Linked DNA regions of Mus musculus: region 1 is linked to region 2. Evidence: chromatin loops called from intact Hi-C (ENCODE). Cell type or tissue: left cerebral cortex. All regions are shown on one strand. Each heading gives the region's core, and the rest is flanking DNA. Links, peaks and the distances in the headings are about the cores only.

Region 1 (8,237 bases), core at 1,308-6,307, 210 kb before region 2:
TCCAAGGGAAGATTCAGACCTGCTAAGTAGTATGCACTGACTGTCCCGAAGAGGGTGAGTGGAAGCCAGCAGATAGTTTATGCTTCCGTTGGCAAGAGTTATTCCAAATCACTTGGTGGCCGTTTCTCTACAGGTTGGAGCCTGTGAGTAACAGGCTTCCCAGCACTTTGCAGGGCATAAAAGACATTTGTCCTGGATGTTGAATGTGATCCATAGGATTAAGTGGATCAATTGCAGGGGTTTCCGTTCCTGCTACCACCAGATGCTGGAATATCTGGGCTGATAAGGCATCACACACTGTGAACTTAGAATCTGATGACTACTCTTCCCTTTTGAGATAGTTTTCCTGACATTTCTCTCCAGGTGTTACTGACTCAGACATCATTCCATAGCATGCCCCCATCTCATTCCTTCTCTTGTTTATCTTTCTCTTCTCTTTCTCACTTCTCTAGCCTGTCTGCTAATGTCCAGTTTATGAACACTTCCATGCATAGCAAGAAGACTTAGTTGGGAAAAACCCAACAATGCTAATGACCTTGCTACGCAGGCTCTGTTTACAGCCCCCACCCCCAACTCTATGACTTGCTAGTCTTAATTCGGTCTCTAGTCACCTTTTCTTGCATTAGATACTGATGTTTTCAATAGGTGAAGCACAGCCGTGTTGGAGCAGCAAGACACAGTCTTCTTTCGAGATAATTTTAAACAGATTATTTACCACATAGAGATCTTCCAATGATATTTTTGCCTAGGGAATTGCCATTTAGTATTATAAACATCAGGGCAGAGACTCTTATCCTGAAATTTGGGGGGGGGGCATTCTACATACTATCCTTGTGTCATTGGCAAAGGGTTCAAAATTCACCTCATTTTAAAGATACTGGGACTCACAAAAGGTGACTGAGTGAAGTCATATAGGAAGTGAGGTGTGGAGGTATAAACCAACCTTAGGTGACCTTTGTTCTCAGCTCTGTTTCTTGCTTCAGGGTGCAAGACTGTGGTGTTCATATGGTCATGGGGGGGGTACCTTCCTAATAACCAAAGGTAATTTTTATGTTTAAAGGCATGTGGTAATTATTAAAGATAACCAGATATCTTCTCAGAGGCTTGTTTCCCATGATTCCCACCCCCACCTTGTTCTTTTTCTTTCTTATAAAAAGGGTGGTTAGTTCTTTTTATAAGAAAGTCCAAATAGAGGTGTATGGCAGTTATGTTACATAATGTCTAACATTTCTAATCATGGAATTTAGGATCTCTTTCTTAATTTCTAAGTAAATCCAGATTTGGTTATATACTAAAAAGTTTGCTTCTGTTTTGCAAAGCTCTGTATTTGGTTAGAAGTATAGAAAAGAATCTATACTGTTTTTGTTTTCTCCTTCTGTGTAGCTAGGACATGAGGATTGTTTAATTTAGGTCAGGAAGAGTTAGTGCTGGAATGAGGAGAATTCTTAATTCTAACTACAACAAAAGCAATAATAATGATAACAACTACAGTTTGGGCATCCCAAGTGCCAGGCCCTGTGCCAAGCACACTTTCTGTGCATTTACCTCGCTGGCAAACACTGTCTTCAGTGCTGAGAGCCTGCAGCAGGGGACACACAAAACCCAGGTGCCCTATTTAGTGGTTGCCAATGAAGATCTCCTTTTTGATCTCTGTGTTCAAAGCCAATTTAAATAAGGTGTTAGATTTGCTAATGAAGTTTTCATTTATTCTTGCAATGAGAACAGATTACTTTTATATGTATTGAGTGGCTTAGAAGTGTTTCACTTTTCTTGATACATGGTCATCTTTCTCCAGGAGTAGGGGTTAAAAAAAAAATCTCACACATACACACAAACACTTTTGTGCGTATCTCTAGGAAGTTCTAAGAGGTGTAACTAAGAAAAAACATATATTTGAACACACACACAAATACATACATCTGTGTGTACACATGTGTGTATGTGTGTGTGTATGACACATGGATATATATTTTATATGTCCATTATTATGGCTATCTAACAAATGAGCTCCAACCTTGACTCCAAACAGCTGTTCACCTTTCCTGCTCATGGATAATTGGCTCAGGAGTTTGGATGGGCAAGTTCCAGATGGCTTTTCTCTACTCCATTATGTCACAGGCCACGGCTGTGAAAACTGCAAGTCTGAGCCACCCGATTTGACAGTCAGCTCTGGAATCATCCCAGAGGACATCACACCCATGGATAAGGGCTGATGTGGATGTTGACACAGACCAACCCATGGCCTTTCCATGGGGCTCAGCTTGAACTTCCTCAGAGCATGGCAGCCAGGTTCTAAGACAGCACTCCTGAAAACAAGATGGAAGGGCTTAAATTTTAGGCTCTGGCTTCAGAAGTCACAGAGTGCTGTTGCCATGGTGGTCTTCTGCTGGTCGAGGCAGAAACAATGCCAGCCAGGTTGAAACAGTGGGGACATAGAGTCTCTGCTTTCTCAGTATAATGGGAGATACGATGATTGATGTATTTGGAAACATCTGGAGATCTGAAGGGATTGTAACTTAGGAGTGAGTGAAGGCATGGCCCAAAGTGGCCAGTGGTTGAATAAAGGAAGTATATAATATGCATTTGCATGCAGATATTTGCATATACACCCATGTGAATATATACTGTAAATTCATGCACATGTGCAATATCTTTGAAATGTTCTCCAATCATGAAATTTAATTGCTGTTCATCTTATTTGATATGGAGATGGGAGGTAACTACTGATGAAGGAGCTACTATAGGGTTTCGAACTGCAAACCCGAGAGTCCGTCTTTGCTTCCATGGACTCTTACTCATCAGAGGGCTTGGGGTGCAGCCTGCAGACCCCTAGCTCAATAGCCCCTCCCTTGGACTTCCCTTTTCTGATTTTACTTGACTTTTTCTGTTACTTCCCAAGGATGTGACCTTTCTGGTCCCAGATTTCTCCCATGCGCAGGTCCACTGTACTGCTGTGTCCACCACAACTAACTAATCCTTCAATTCTGCAGTTACTTAATCCTTCATGGCCAGGCCAAGGTCCTCTGGACTATATTAGACTCCCCACAGCGTCCTCTGGAAACACTGCTTTCTGTTGACTGTATTTATCAAAGTCGGCAGCTATCTATTTATTTGGTCAGTGTTTGAGTAACATTCCTGCTCACTGGATTCTGAGCTCCGGGAGGTCGGAGACCCTGTGATCTATTCTGACATGTCACCCCTATCACCCAGCCCGTACCAGGAGCTCAAAATATATTTGTTATGCTTGTTTACAAGCCTTTTTGGTTTCTGAATTTTAATGCCCACGATCAAAACAAAACAGAACAAACCCCGTACCATGTTTTAGGCCCCTGCTTGCTGACATGTGTGTATTTTTGTAAGTTCTAGTCTTGGAGATTTGACACAGTTACCCATTTCTCTTTGGAGATCACTGGGATGAAGAACAGTGCCAGGCTGTGCCTGGTATCAGTTGGAGAGTGGTAGGATTTGAACCAGGCCATGCCTGTGTCGAAGCTGCATATGGCTATATTCTCCAGCACTGGCAGAGAGGATGTGAACACAAGACAGGGAATCGCCCTGCCTTTTTCAGTCAGCCAAGGAGTAAGGAGTAACAGAAGGTTGGTTTCATAGAAGCAGTATTTTAGAAACACGTTGCTTTCAACCTTTTCTATTTTCTGCACAAACATATATAGAAGTGTTTCTTTCCTCCTGCCTTTTCTTAGCTGCTCATCAACCCAGATTTTTCTCAAAGATTTCCTCTCCTTGCAAGCCTTGAATCCTTGTGGGAAGATTTTTTTTTTCTTACCCTGGAGGGTTGGCAAAGCCAAAAGAGTTGCAAAACTAGCTATTTGCTGAGCATTCCAAGGCCTGGTGGAAGCTGGCTGATAGTGCAGGACTTTGGCAACTCTTGCTTCTATAAGGAGTGTTCCTTGCACACAAGGAGAATCTCTATGCGTGTGTTTGGGTAACAGACAGAAGGATATCACAGAGACTATCCTAATGGGGAAACTGAGGTCTAGGGGGTTCCAAAAATATCCATAGAGTCACATTGCAAGTGGGTTATGATCTCAGGAGAGTAATTTGAGGCTTTTTGGCTGATGGCTGCCAGGTTCTGATTCAGTAGAGTTTATTTGACAGCCAGTCTTATTCATTGCTTGCAAATAGTTTCAAACAAGATCCTGTCATGTAGGATCTGAGAATGAGAAGTAGTGAGGATGCAAGATTTGCTATGAGCCAAGGGATGATGGGCTTCCAGCACTTCACGTGCTGTTCTCTCTATCCACTTCTGCCTTGGGATGGGCCATGCTCCTCACTGTTGCTAGTCTTAGGCTTTGATGGCTTCCCTACCCCATCACCATCTTTGTTAGCTGCCTTTTTGTGAAATTCATCTCAGTGGATTCCTTGGAAGGAGTCCTTTCTGGGATTTCAGGGCAAGAGACCTGGGCCTCTTTATATTTGCCCTCTTTAATCAGGCAGTACTGGTTGTTGGGCTGACAGTTGTATCTGAGATGATACTCAGTATCTATCTTTTGTCTTTGTGAGAAGCGAGACAGTGTAGCTACCTTTGAAGAATTGTTGGAGATACGAATGAGAAATGCACTGTGTCCTGGAGCAGCATGTGATACTTTGGAGGTTCTGGAATCTGGGAAACAAAGGGAAAGTAGAAGATGGGGAGGGGGAGGGATGGGGGGAGGGGTGGAGTTAGGCAAACTCCTAGAAAAGTGCACAAAAATAAATGCAGGCAGACAACTGACAGAGATGCAACTAACTGCAGGTGGCCAATAGCCACAAATAACATTTTCCACCCTTAATTATCAAGTGGGAAATTGGAACATAAAAATAACCAAGATGATGTCTTTTTTATTTTTTATTTTTGGATAATTAGATTGGCAAAAGTTAGACGGGGGGGGGGGGGGGGTTCAAGTGTAGTTAACTATAACGTGGAAGCTGTGTGGCTAAATCCTCCCCCTCCTGTTTGAATCATGTCCATGCTTGTGGGACTAGAACAGCCATATGCATTTTTTGAGCCTTATGTGAAAATTCGATGGACTTGAAACCACACGGGGACCATGGAAGTGGTTGGCTATGATATGAAGTTTGGAGTTCAGGATTAGCAGGGAGCTCTAGGGGTCAGAAAAGACCAGTGCCAGTTGCTCATTTAAACCATGCAATCTAGCATCCAGTCTTTGCTCGGCAGTAGCTATGTGTTCCTGGGAGGGTGAGCAGATAAAACCAGCTCAGCTGCTACCTGGTTTAGGGAATTTCCCATTTGTAGCTTTTGCAGTATTGACAATGTTCCTCTTCATTTCCCCCTTTACATTGCTGCTTTGTTACAGCTTGGATAAAAGACTTTTTTTTTTTTTAACTCTGGTCTGCCACCAGAATTTGAACCTATGGAGGACACGGGAGAACAAAGGGGCCACAGTGAGCAGTCTGCCATTACACATCGACACCACGATGTCAATAATGTCATTTTCCAGACAGAATGTGAAATATTCATTTATGGACAGTTTGACTTAGTGGGCTGGTGGGACATGAAGCCGACAGTTAAAAGCTGGGATTATAAGCAGTTGCGACCACAGATGAGGAGCAGAGCCGAAGGTGAAAATCATCTCTTTGGTGAGCTCCTGCTCCCCGGTCTTCTCTGCTGTGTCACCTCGGGAATTCTGAGCTTCACTTGTGTCTCCATCTTACCCAGAGATGCTAATGGACTGTTGCAGAGTGTGGTGTGGGCATTAGGATTCTTGGCAAATGTGGGTGCCAAGTCTGAGCCTCAGTGGGCTAGGTTAATATGCAACGCTCACTGTATGTGACCATGTAAAGGCTCCATGTCGCTGAGCTGTGAAACACACTGAACTCACAATTTTCAGTTCTGAATGTAAATCTACTCTCTTCTAACTTAGCTGGCTAAACCTTTGCTACAATTTCAGGCCAAACTCTCTTCTCTCAGCCTCGTCTTATCCCCATGTGTATGCTGACATTAAGTTCTCCGGGGGCGGGGGGGGGGGGTTCTCTTGGAAGTGATCTCCATCCAGATTCTTCCGGCCTTTCGTTGTCTGCTCAGGTGGCTTGGTCATCTTGCTGTCTAGCTGTCATCTTGCCACCTTCCCTCAGCTCTATGCTGCACACATCTCTCTCCACTCTGCCCCGGAAGTGTCTTCCAGGAAGTCATGTGTGTATCCCTCTCGGTGCATCCCTGCACTTGTCGTTTTGGATATCACATGTTCCAGATGCCCCCATAATAAGGCAGAGAAAGCACAGGGTTGACACCCTGTATGTTTGAAGATATAATCCTTCTCCTGACCCCACATGTCAGATAGATCGGGCTCATAATTTAGGTTACCCACCTGTAATGCTAGAACTTGGGAGAGCAGAGGCAGGAGGGCTATGGTTTTAAGGCTGACCTTAAATCTAAGATAAAAGGAAAAGAATGTAGGGTGGACCTCATTTTCCCTGAGGATCTGATGATGTCTCTTGGCTATCTTTCTTTAAAGATGCCATTAAGAAGTCTGATGCTGTCCTGGTTTTTTACTGCTTTTAGACTCCATCTCCTTTTTTGTCAGACATGTATGTGATTTTCTCTGCTTCTCATGTGCTATTTGCTCCCAGTGCCAGTGATGTTATAAAGACTGCTGTGGGTATGTGTCTGTCCAGGCTCTTAGTCTTCAAATCTGGAAGTGAATGTCACCCAGGCCTGGAGACTTGCCCTCTGTGATGTTCACATCCTTGTTCACTTGGGTTCCTAAGGGTACCTCCTAGACTGTCTTTTTTTTTCTACTTTCACCTTTTTTATTGATTTTTTTTCTGTTTGAGATAAACTTTGTTATACAGCTCAGGCTGGCCTTGAACTCATGATCCTTCTGCCTTGCTTCTCACAGGTAAGTATACAGTAATATGTAATTGCGCCAGACCTTTGCTCTGATGTCTACTAATGTTATTGGTTCTCTCTCTCTCTCTCTCTCTCCTCTCTCTCTCTCTCTCTCTACCTACCTATTTATATTTACACATGTGGGCATTTTGACTACATGTATGTCTGTGTACCACATGTATGCCTAGTGCCTGAGGAGGCTAGAAGTGAATGTTGGATCCTCTAGGACTGGAGTTATAGAGGGTTCCAAGCTGTCATATGGGAGCTGGGGATCAAACTCAGGTCCTGTGGCATAGCAGCCAGTATTCTTAATCTCTGAGCCATCTCTCCAGCTCTTCCACAAGTTTTTTTTTTTTTTAAGAACTTTCCTCCCCTTAAAAATAAACTTTACTTGATGTGTGTGTGTGTGTGTGTGTGTGTGTGTGTGTGTATGATGTGTGTCATGTGTCAGAAGCATGTGTGTGGAGGTCAGAAGGTTAACTGGTAGAATCAGTTCTCTGCTTCTGCCTTCAGTAGGGTCTGAGGACCTCACTCAGGTCATCAGACTTGCACAGGAAGCCATTTTACCCATGGGACCACCTTGTGTGGCCCAGGTTTCCTACTCTGACACAGGCTTTCATTTCTGAGGTCACAGCTCTAATTGCCAACAGCTGCTTTACCTGTGAGTTCCTTTTGTAGTCTGTCTCACTCCATCCACATGCATCGTCTCTCCTACTTCTAAATACGTGCAGTAGTCCTGAAGTTTCTGTTGACTCCTGTGGACTCCTGTAAGCAGTAAAGTACTTCTTGTCCATTTATGTTGTTGCATTTTTCTAATCAGTGCCTTTAATAGCCAGGAGAACTTGTGTGTCTTTGTGTGCCTCGTGATTAGGTGAGGCCATTGCAAATGACAGCATTAGCAGAGGAAGGTCCTGTTGGGGAGTATCCCCGGGGAACTCACCTGACTGGGCCACATCACTGGGTAAGACTCCATCTTAACCAGCCTCATTTCCCATCTTTGTCACGGGTCCATCAGATTTTCGAGAGAAGGGTCACTGTGCGCTGCCATCAGCAGGGGAACATGTTCTGTCAGGGAGTCCAGTGAGTGCAAAGGCTTTCTTCAGCAAAAGCACTTTTCTTTGACTCAAGGATGCAGGTCCTCCCAACCATGACTGTGAAGCGGGTCAATAATTTATTTGATGGTGGAACCCAGACCATCCCAAGTTATTTAAGTAATCTTGCCTATCTTCCTTCCCTCCTCTTCCTTTTCTACTTTAGCTGCTGTACATAAGGAAACTAAAGATGGGTCAGAGTAAGAGAAATGGACAATCTTTTTAATTGGAAATATTTTATTGAGTGAACTGAAGATTCACATGTGGTGGGAAACCAAATACAAAGACTCATTGTACGT
Region 2 (8,237 bases), core at 2,177-7,176:
AAAGTATTTACAATTATAATTCTCTTTTCATTTTTACTAGAAAAAGAATGAATCTAAGCTAATGCCTAATTAGAAAATTATGTATACAAGTTGAAGAAAACGACAACTGTGCATCAGAAAGGAAAGTCTACATTCCACCTTGTCAATGCCACATAGTAATGTCATCCCCTATCTTAGAACTTATCAAACAGCCTGGTTTTCCTGGTAGTAGCCAGGGGGTTATCTTTCCTTTGTTCCACTTACAGATTCATCCTGAATCAAGGAGCACAGTGGGTCTATCCATGAATCTGTGTTTAGGGGGAAGAAAGTATGCAGAGTTGTACATGTCCCCAGAGTCTGGACACCTGAAACTCAGCTATGGAGAAAAATGCTTGTCTTCCCACTTAGAAGAGGCATCTGATAAGAGTTAGAGTGAAAAGACTTTTGAGTAATGGGGCTTTTCAAAGTGGCCTTAAGACTGGAAAGAAGGCTCAGTGGTGAAGAGCATTCATTGCTCTTCCAGATGACCTCAGTTTAGTTCCCAGCACCCATATCAGGTGGCTTATAACTGCCTAATACTCCAGCTTCAAGAGATATGATGGCTTCTTCTGCCCTCAGTGGGCACCTGTACTCAAATGTGCATAAAAGCATGCATGAGTGTACACACACACACACCAAGAGAGACAGACAGACAGACAGAGAGATGACAGATAGACAGAGACAGACAGAGAGACAGAAATCTTTAAAAGGCTTTTATTACATTTAGAGCTGATTTTCAAGTCACTATCTCTGAGCAATATGAAAAGGTGACCCCTCTTTTGGGGCTGATGTAGACAGTAAGTTACTCATGTACCTCCCCTCATCACTGTCGTAGCAGACAGTAGAGTCAGGCAGCTGCTCCCCATACCCATAGAATGACCTGCCTCCTTTACCTGGAGGCTGCCTGAAGGCATATGATAAGTATGATAAATATAACAGTAGGTATAGATTTTTAAAGGATGTTTTTAGCACATTCCTTTCTATTCCTAGTCTGCCAAGAGTTTTTCTGCGCCTGTTGAAATGATCATATATGTTTTTTCCTTCTTCAGCCTATTGACACCATGAGGCGTATTAATTGATTTTGAGCATTTATTTGTCTTTGAAGACTTGGAACAAATCTCAGTCAGTCATTATTTTAACGTTTCTATATCGTTGAATTTAGCTTGCTCTTATTTTATTGAGGAGTTTTTACAACGAATATCATGAGAGACACTACTTTGTAGTAGGAAACTTTAATTTCCCCCATCTACTTTTGGTACTAGGAAAATACTGAGCTTATGATACAGGCTAAGAAGTATCCTCTTTCTTTCTACTTTCTAGAAAAGACCACAGAGAAGTGATATGATCCTTCATCAAATGCTTGTTCACCTCACTAGTGCATTCACCTGAGATCTGTACTCCTTCCAAGGTTATTAATTCCTCTTTTAGAATACTGGTTATTGATTTGGTTTCTTCAGTGATATAAACCTATCCATATTATTTACCTCTTGATTGAGTTTTTGGTAGATTATAACTTTTAGGTTTATTTCATCTGTGTGCTCAACTTTATGGGCATAGGATTGTGATACTATTCTTTCATTACTATGTTAATGATGGTATAGCTCTATTTTCAGTTTTTAATTCCAATTATTTGTGTTGTTCAATATTTTGTATTTTAAACTAGATAGAACTACAAATTGTATTGATCTTTTCATAGGGCTCTGGGTTTTATTGAAATATTTTTATATTTTCAATTTTATTGATTTCTTCTCTCTTAAAATTTCTTTCCATTCTTACCTGGAATTTAATGATTTTAGTTTCCAAGCTAGAAACTTATCTTAGCAAGTTTACTATGCATATGTGTGTGTGTGTGTGTGAGAGTGTGTGTGTGTGTGTGTGTGTGTGTGTGTGTGTGTATGTATGTGTGTGTGTGTATGTGTGTGTATGTGTGTGTGTGTGTGTATGTATATGTGTGTGTGTGTGTGTGTGTATGTATCCATATTCTTTATTTCATTAGCAATACGGTTCATTGTTTAGATTTATATTGTATTCATTTATTGGGGTGGGCACATGACAAGGCACACAAGTGGAGGTGAGTAGATGACTTGTAGGAATCTGTTTTCTCTTTCCATGCTGTGGGTCCTGAGGATTTAACTCAGGCCACTGGGCTTACTGGCAAGTGTGTTTGCTCTCTGAGCCATCTCACCATTCCTGAGATTTTTTTTTTAATTACCAAAAAGCACAAAGATGGTTTAACATACTCTGTGTTACCATTAGCCAGAACTGACCTTGTCAATAATCCCATGTTTGTTTTATTGCCTTATAACATCTGACCTAGTGTATTATGTAATGTGACCAATTGCCATGGTCAGTTCTCATAACCTCTGCCCCTTTTCTCCATGACTGTCATGGAGCCAATGTCCTTGCTCACATGTACTGACTTGATGGCCACCTGAAGCATTCTTCTGTCCAGAAAGAAGAAAACTCCTTGAGTTGAAACAGAGTAGAAGCAGAATTCACAGATCTGATTCCGAGTCCAGTCTAGAATACATAGATACATATACATGCACCAGTATCAGTCTTGTTTAAGATATCTGGAAAACAGACCCAGCCAATGTCAAGGATTCACACTGTGTAGGTTATGTGTCAGTGTTGGTCAAGGAGAGGGAAGATGAGACAAGGAAAAGAACACATGGAAAGGTCACATATAAACCTGATAATGTAGGTGGCTGGCGTTTAACTCTTCTGAGAACTTGGTTACCCATGACAAATGAAGCCCTGACATTTCTGGACATAGATAAAGCCAACTCTCAAAGTCAGAATGGGGTTCTTAAGAAAGAGGCAGGGGCTTGCAAGCAGGAGTTGGGCAGTTATGTACTGAAGTAGTAAAGGCAAGGAAATGTGATAAGTCTTTCAACAATACCCATTGGAACCACCTGCGAAAAGTTCCTTTCCTGGAGTTGTACTTCTGTAGTAAATATAGAAGAGAGAAGGCAGAGCGCCACCCGTACTAACTGTGCTATGTGCCAGGCCGTGGGATCTCATCCCATCCTTGGAAGATGCTAAGAGGAACTGGGCTGTTATCTCCGTCCCCTTTGTCCAGGTGAGCATATGCAGATGTTCAGCCTTTATCTCTGGTATACACTAACAGCAGAACTCTGATAAACCTGCCCAGACTCTGGGTTTCAGAGCATGGCTTCAGTGAGTTACACAAAAGAACATCTAAGAGGAAAGAGCTACAATGGCAAAGAATGCTTGTGCTTAGCCAGCTTTTGGAGGGCAGAATATAATGAGTTCTGGGAGACTTTTAATTAAACGTTGAAAGTACAAGAGGTTGAAAGCAAGCTGCTTCAACGGGAAAGCTAATATTTACAGATACAAATGTAAAAGTCTGGAAACCCAGGTCTCTTATTAGGTGTAATATAATTACTGAACTTCTGTTTCCTAGCAATAAGGAAATATGTTAATTCTCTGTCCACTGGTGGCATTTAGGCAGGTCTTGGGTTTGGTCATGGGCTGGAGCCTTTGACAGGAGACAGGCCTTTGTTTTCATGGCTGCTGGAGTTATTTGGAATCACTCTGAAAGGAAAGCCGCTGCTTGTACTTAAAGGATTCGGGTGACTTGGATGAACCATTCGAGCAATAAATGTCAGAAGGGGCAATGTTCTTCAAGCGACCTTGAGTCACCCACAAAAACCAAAGTTGTCACACAGCTTTGCTGTCAGCCCATTAAGGGGCTTTGAGCAAGTCCACAGAACTCTCTGGACTCAATGGGAGTTTATTTATTTATTTTTGGTTAGGTCCTATTAGGATCTGTTAATTGCTTACAGCAATTCTCGGGTGAACAAATGGACAGGAGGAAAGCCTTTGCCAAAAGACCTTTGCATGAGCTCACACTGTCTGCTGTAAGCTGCAGCCCACATCTGTCATTTGCCCATGCTACCTCTGCTGAGTCTGGTGGTTCCCTATGGTTCCCAGCATCTCCTAAATGATTAGCATCAAGTCTCTAAAACCATCAAAACCCACCTTAGGGACACCATAAACCTAGAAGGAAGGACAAACAAAAAGTGTCTTGTTGATCCATGCTAATCATAAGTGATTTAATAGATTTTAGTAGTTTACTAACAGAGAAGTCTACTTATCACTCTTGCAAATTTCCACAACTCCACAGTATTCAGCAAGCGCCTATCCACACAGTGAGTATTCAGCAAGCGCCTATCCACACAGTGACTCAGAAGCCTGAGGGCCTTATACCTTCAGCTTGCCATTTGCTGGCTCCTCAGGAATTCCCTTATGCTTAACAGGTAGGGAAAGAGAGAAAATGGGGGATCGGGTGACAAGGGAAATTAGACCAAGAAAGCATGCATATAATTTCTGTCCCTGAATCACTGGCCAAAACTGAACTACCACACTAAACACCATGAGCTTAGTGACTTCAATATCTAGTATGTAGATTTTGCTGAAATCACGGCTAATTAACTCTGACTTAACTGTTTGAGAGCTGAAATAGGGTCACAAAACGTTGACATCCTGAAATGAGCTATGTCTTAAAAAGGTGAGATTTGGTGGCAATGAATATAAACCCGTGACCTTAGGTGAGGGGGAGCCTTTTTCAGGTGCATGGGATGAAGAGATGTCTTAAGAGCCCTGTGATTTGGGGTTTCCTTAGGTAGTGTGCTTATGGGCTCTCATATCAGCATAGTTTGCTAATCCTGAGGCAATAGTGAGTTCGACTAGGCCTCACCCACCACTCAGGAGTTCTGAGCTTGTGTACAGGTCACCAATGACTGACTCAAATGTGAACCTTACCATATAGCAGTATAACATTCAAAAGTCGGTTGCCTCTTTCCACAGGGAGGCACTACTTGTATCAGTCTTCCCAGGAAGCTGCCAAGGAATTAATGAGATAATCTCTGTGTGTTAGTCAGCTTTGCACTGCTATAACAGAATACCACAGACCAGAGCATCTATTAAAAAAATAGAACTGTACTCCCTCACAGTTCTAGCAACTGGGAAATCCAAGATCAAGAGGCTGGCCAAGGGCAAGGGCCTTCTGCTGCATCTTCCATGACTGAAAAGAGCAAGAGAGGATGAGAGGATGATGAGGTAGGAAAGAAAGCAGACAGAGGGAAGGGAGAGAGAGGAGGGAGGAAGTGAAGCTTTCTGAAGAGAAACGCCTCCTAACACTGTTATAGTGGGATTGAGTCTCCAGTATGTTTCTTAAGGATCCACTCAAAACATAACATTGTGCAAACCAGCTTAGCCCAGTCCTGGCTCCTAGTCAGGATTGTTAATATTTTAGAGAGTTCAGGCGTTGGAGCCATTTTCTTCTTTTCTCCTCATAAAAGAAATGCACACTTCCTGGAAGGGGGCGTATAGTCAAATAGCAGTTCCTCAGTGCCTCCTGGGGTGCACCTCGGAGTTAAATACATTGTAAGGACCCTGTCTGTTTTGTTCAGGAGTCCCTGAAAACAGCTTCAGAGATCAGATCGGGACTTAAGTAGTTTATCAGGTGACTGATGACCAGAAAGAAAGGAACAGGCAGCAGAGGGGCTTAGACAGAGAGAAGCTCCAACCAAGGCTGCCATATTGAACAAGTTATTGCTTGGAGCAGATGGGACTCTGGCTAGCACTGGGCAGAATGCCCTGCTTAGTCCTGTCTCTACCACCCACCCCCACTCCCACCCCCGCTGCTGCCTGGCTGAAAACCAACTCCTTGCGATTTAAGGACTAAGCAGCTTTGCTAGGAGAGAATGGGCTGAAAGCCACGGCCGGTGCTGGCAGGGAGACTCCGCTCTGGACTATGAGAAATATTCCTCTAGTTACAGTCGGACAGGTGTTCCGGGTGTGCAGCCGCACAGGGTGAACCAGCCTGACACACCTTTTCATGAAAATCAGTCTGATAGAATTCTCGGTGTGAGCCATGTGCTGGGAATGCTGAAGTTTCTTGGCCCAGACCCATACCCTTTGCACTGAAGTCGCCACTTTTGCAGTCATTAAGTGTGAACATTCAACGAGTCCATAAAGAAAATGACAGACAAAATGACAAAATTTCGTTATGGACAGTCATATCTGTCAATCGTTCACTGGACCATACACTGGACATTTGGGGCAAAAAGAAGGAACACTTCCTGCTGTAGATTCTCTGATGTGACACCACACATGCCACTCTACTAGCTGAAGGTCCAATCCCTGGCCAAACAGTGGCTACTCATTAGGCATCCCAGGTGCCCTCTAACTTGAAACCTTTGGGAAAGGTGCATCAGGTAGAAAATAAAAAAAAATATCATTTAAAAAAATGGCAGCTGTAATTTATACAACTATTGTTCGATGAGAGTTCCCAACTTTTTCCCAAGGAACAAAGCAATGGGCTTCAAATTACGGTCTTTGGGGAGAAAGGCAGAGAGTGTATTATTTGAGAAGATCATCTTGAGAGGCCATTGTTGATATGAGGTGAGAGCATCATGTCTCAAAGAGCATGGGTCTGACCATATCACATCCTTCCCTTCTGCCCACAAGAAGTTATATGAGGATACTGAAGAGGCCTGGATGGTGATCCCTTCCACCTACCAGACCAGGACTTCCTTCCACCATTCCAGCTTGGCTGATTGGCAACACCCAGGCTCAAGACTGCTTTTCACATAGGATGGGATGTTCTCTGGCCTGTTACACATTCTGCCTATCCTGCCCCTTCAGCAACGTGATTCCCATTCTTGCCCTCTCTTTCCTATCCTGATCATGATATTATGTGGTATGTTCTATAAGAAAGAGAAGCTGGCAGAGGGAACAGAAAAAGGAGTCTCTCCCCACTTGAGACATTCTTCAGCACACAGTTGTAATTCTTTAACCTATGGTAAATTCCCAAGGACTGACCACTTTCACTAGACTTTGCTGTTCTATAGAGTGCTTAGGTGCAGACCTAAAGAAAGCAAGTGTCCTTATGGTCCTCACAGCCTCATGAGCAATGGCTTAATAATAAAGCAATGGTGTCTTGTTTCAAACTCTTTAAAAGATGCCCATTGGAGGGACTCCCTTGAGGTTCTACTAGCATTTCATGTTTTACCCCAGTGGTGAATAGGTGAGTACGTTTAGTTAGATAAAAGCAATCAAGCCTAAGACTTATGACTTAGGCCTTCTCTGGTATACATGCTATATTTTAAAGGTGTTTCCTAAAACCTTAAATGAAATACATATGATCTGCCCCCCACCCAATGTTTCTTGACAAGCAGAGATTATGGTAGGATCCCAGCACTGAGTCACCTCTTAGGCTAGGGACCTTGCTCATCGCACATCCTACATAACCATAAATGGCCATCCTCACCTTACCCAACAGTGGGGGAGATGGGCTTTCTGCCTCATGCTTGGCACCTACAAGCAGAGCCAGCTCTTTATTTCTATTGCTAGTTATGGCTCTGCTGTGTAACACAGTGAAGAGGTGGCTGGAGCAAATCAACTGCAGCTGAAGCTGGAAAGCTCAGGTACTTGAACTTAATCTGCTGCTCTTTGCCACAACAAAGAACAGTTTGGTAGCAGCTCCCTGTGGCAGAGACAATTTGGTGTTGGCTATAAATACATGTAGGTGTGGAGTGTCTCAAGGTCATCAGCGAGATGACTTTTGAGCGGCTAATAAATGACAATCCCTCAGCCACTAGTTTTGTAGCTTCTATCTCTCTATAATGGTATTTTCTTCCTTCTCTCCAGCACAGCTGTCTTGGGAGTGGACAACACGATTCTTGTCACACAACTGGCATTGGTTCCTAGACTGTGAAAAAGCAATCAAATTTGTTTCTGTTTTATCTCACAGTAGTACTTGAATGGGCTTCCTACCCCAAATGAGTGAAAGGTGGATGTGTTTCTTTGCAGTCTTCCTCTTTCCTTGCTTGTTTTTCTAGCCTGTCTCAAGCTGTCCACATATTGTAAGACAAGATTCTCTCTGTGGCTCTTTTGAGATGTCCAAGGCCATAGCTCATTATAGCACAGGAACTTAAGTAAAAAAAAAAAAAAAAAAAAAAAAAAAAAAAAAAAAAACAGCCCCACTCCTGGGAAGCATTGTGTGTGAGAGATAAGATGCCCAGGGCTTATCCTGGATATACGCTGGGGCTGCTACAGCCACAGACTCACATCTGAACAGCCCTAGGGAAGAGATGGCATGCTTTGTACAGAGAAGAGTTAAAATTTCCCTGGGGATGGGAGACATTTATCAAAGGTTCACATTGAAACCTGCTTTCTTGCTATCAGCT

What was found. Peaks named below come from ENCODE experiments on the same cell type or tissue, not always from the same donor. Only the 100,000 strongest peaks of a DNase experiment are listed, where the experiment ranks them.
Region 1: a loop joins it to region 2, with 11 times the contacts of the local background. A loop is called at or near these places in 2 of 42 quality-filtered maps.

Annotation. Positions count from the first base shown.
Region 1 is chr2:145,169,548-145,177,784 of GRCm38, forward strand. The region is part of intron 1 of Slc24a3 (solute carrier family 24 (sodium/potassium/calcium exchanger), member 3); the gene reads left to right. Among named protein-coding and RNA genes, the nearest start is that of Slc24a3, 5.9 kb to the left of the region's middle. In left cerebral cortex, for the core only: a CTCF peak has its summit at 3,853; DNase peaks (open chromatin) are centred at 3,610 and 3,723; H3K27ac peaks cover 763 bases.
Region 2 is chr2:145,377,882-145,386,118 of GRCm38, forward strand. The region is part of intron 2 of Slc24a3 (solute carrier family 24 (sodium/potassium/calcium exchanger), member 3); the gene reads left to right. Among named protein-coding and RNA genes, the nearest start is that of Gm52528, 20 kb to the left of the region's middle. In left cerebral cortex, for the core only: no CTCF peak of the experiment used is centred there; DNase peaks (open chromatin) are centred at 4,941 and 5,617; H3K27ac peaks cover 947 bases.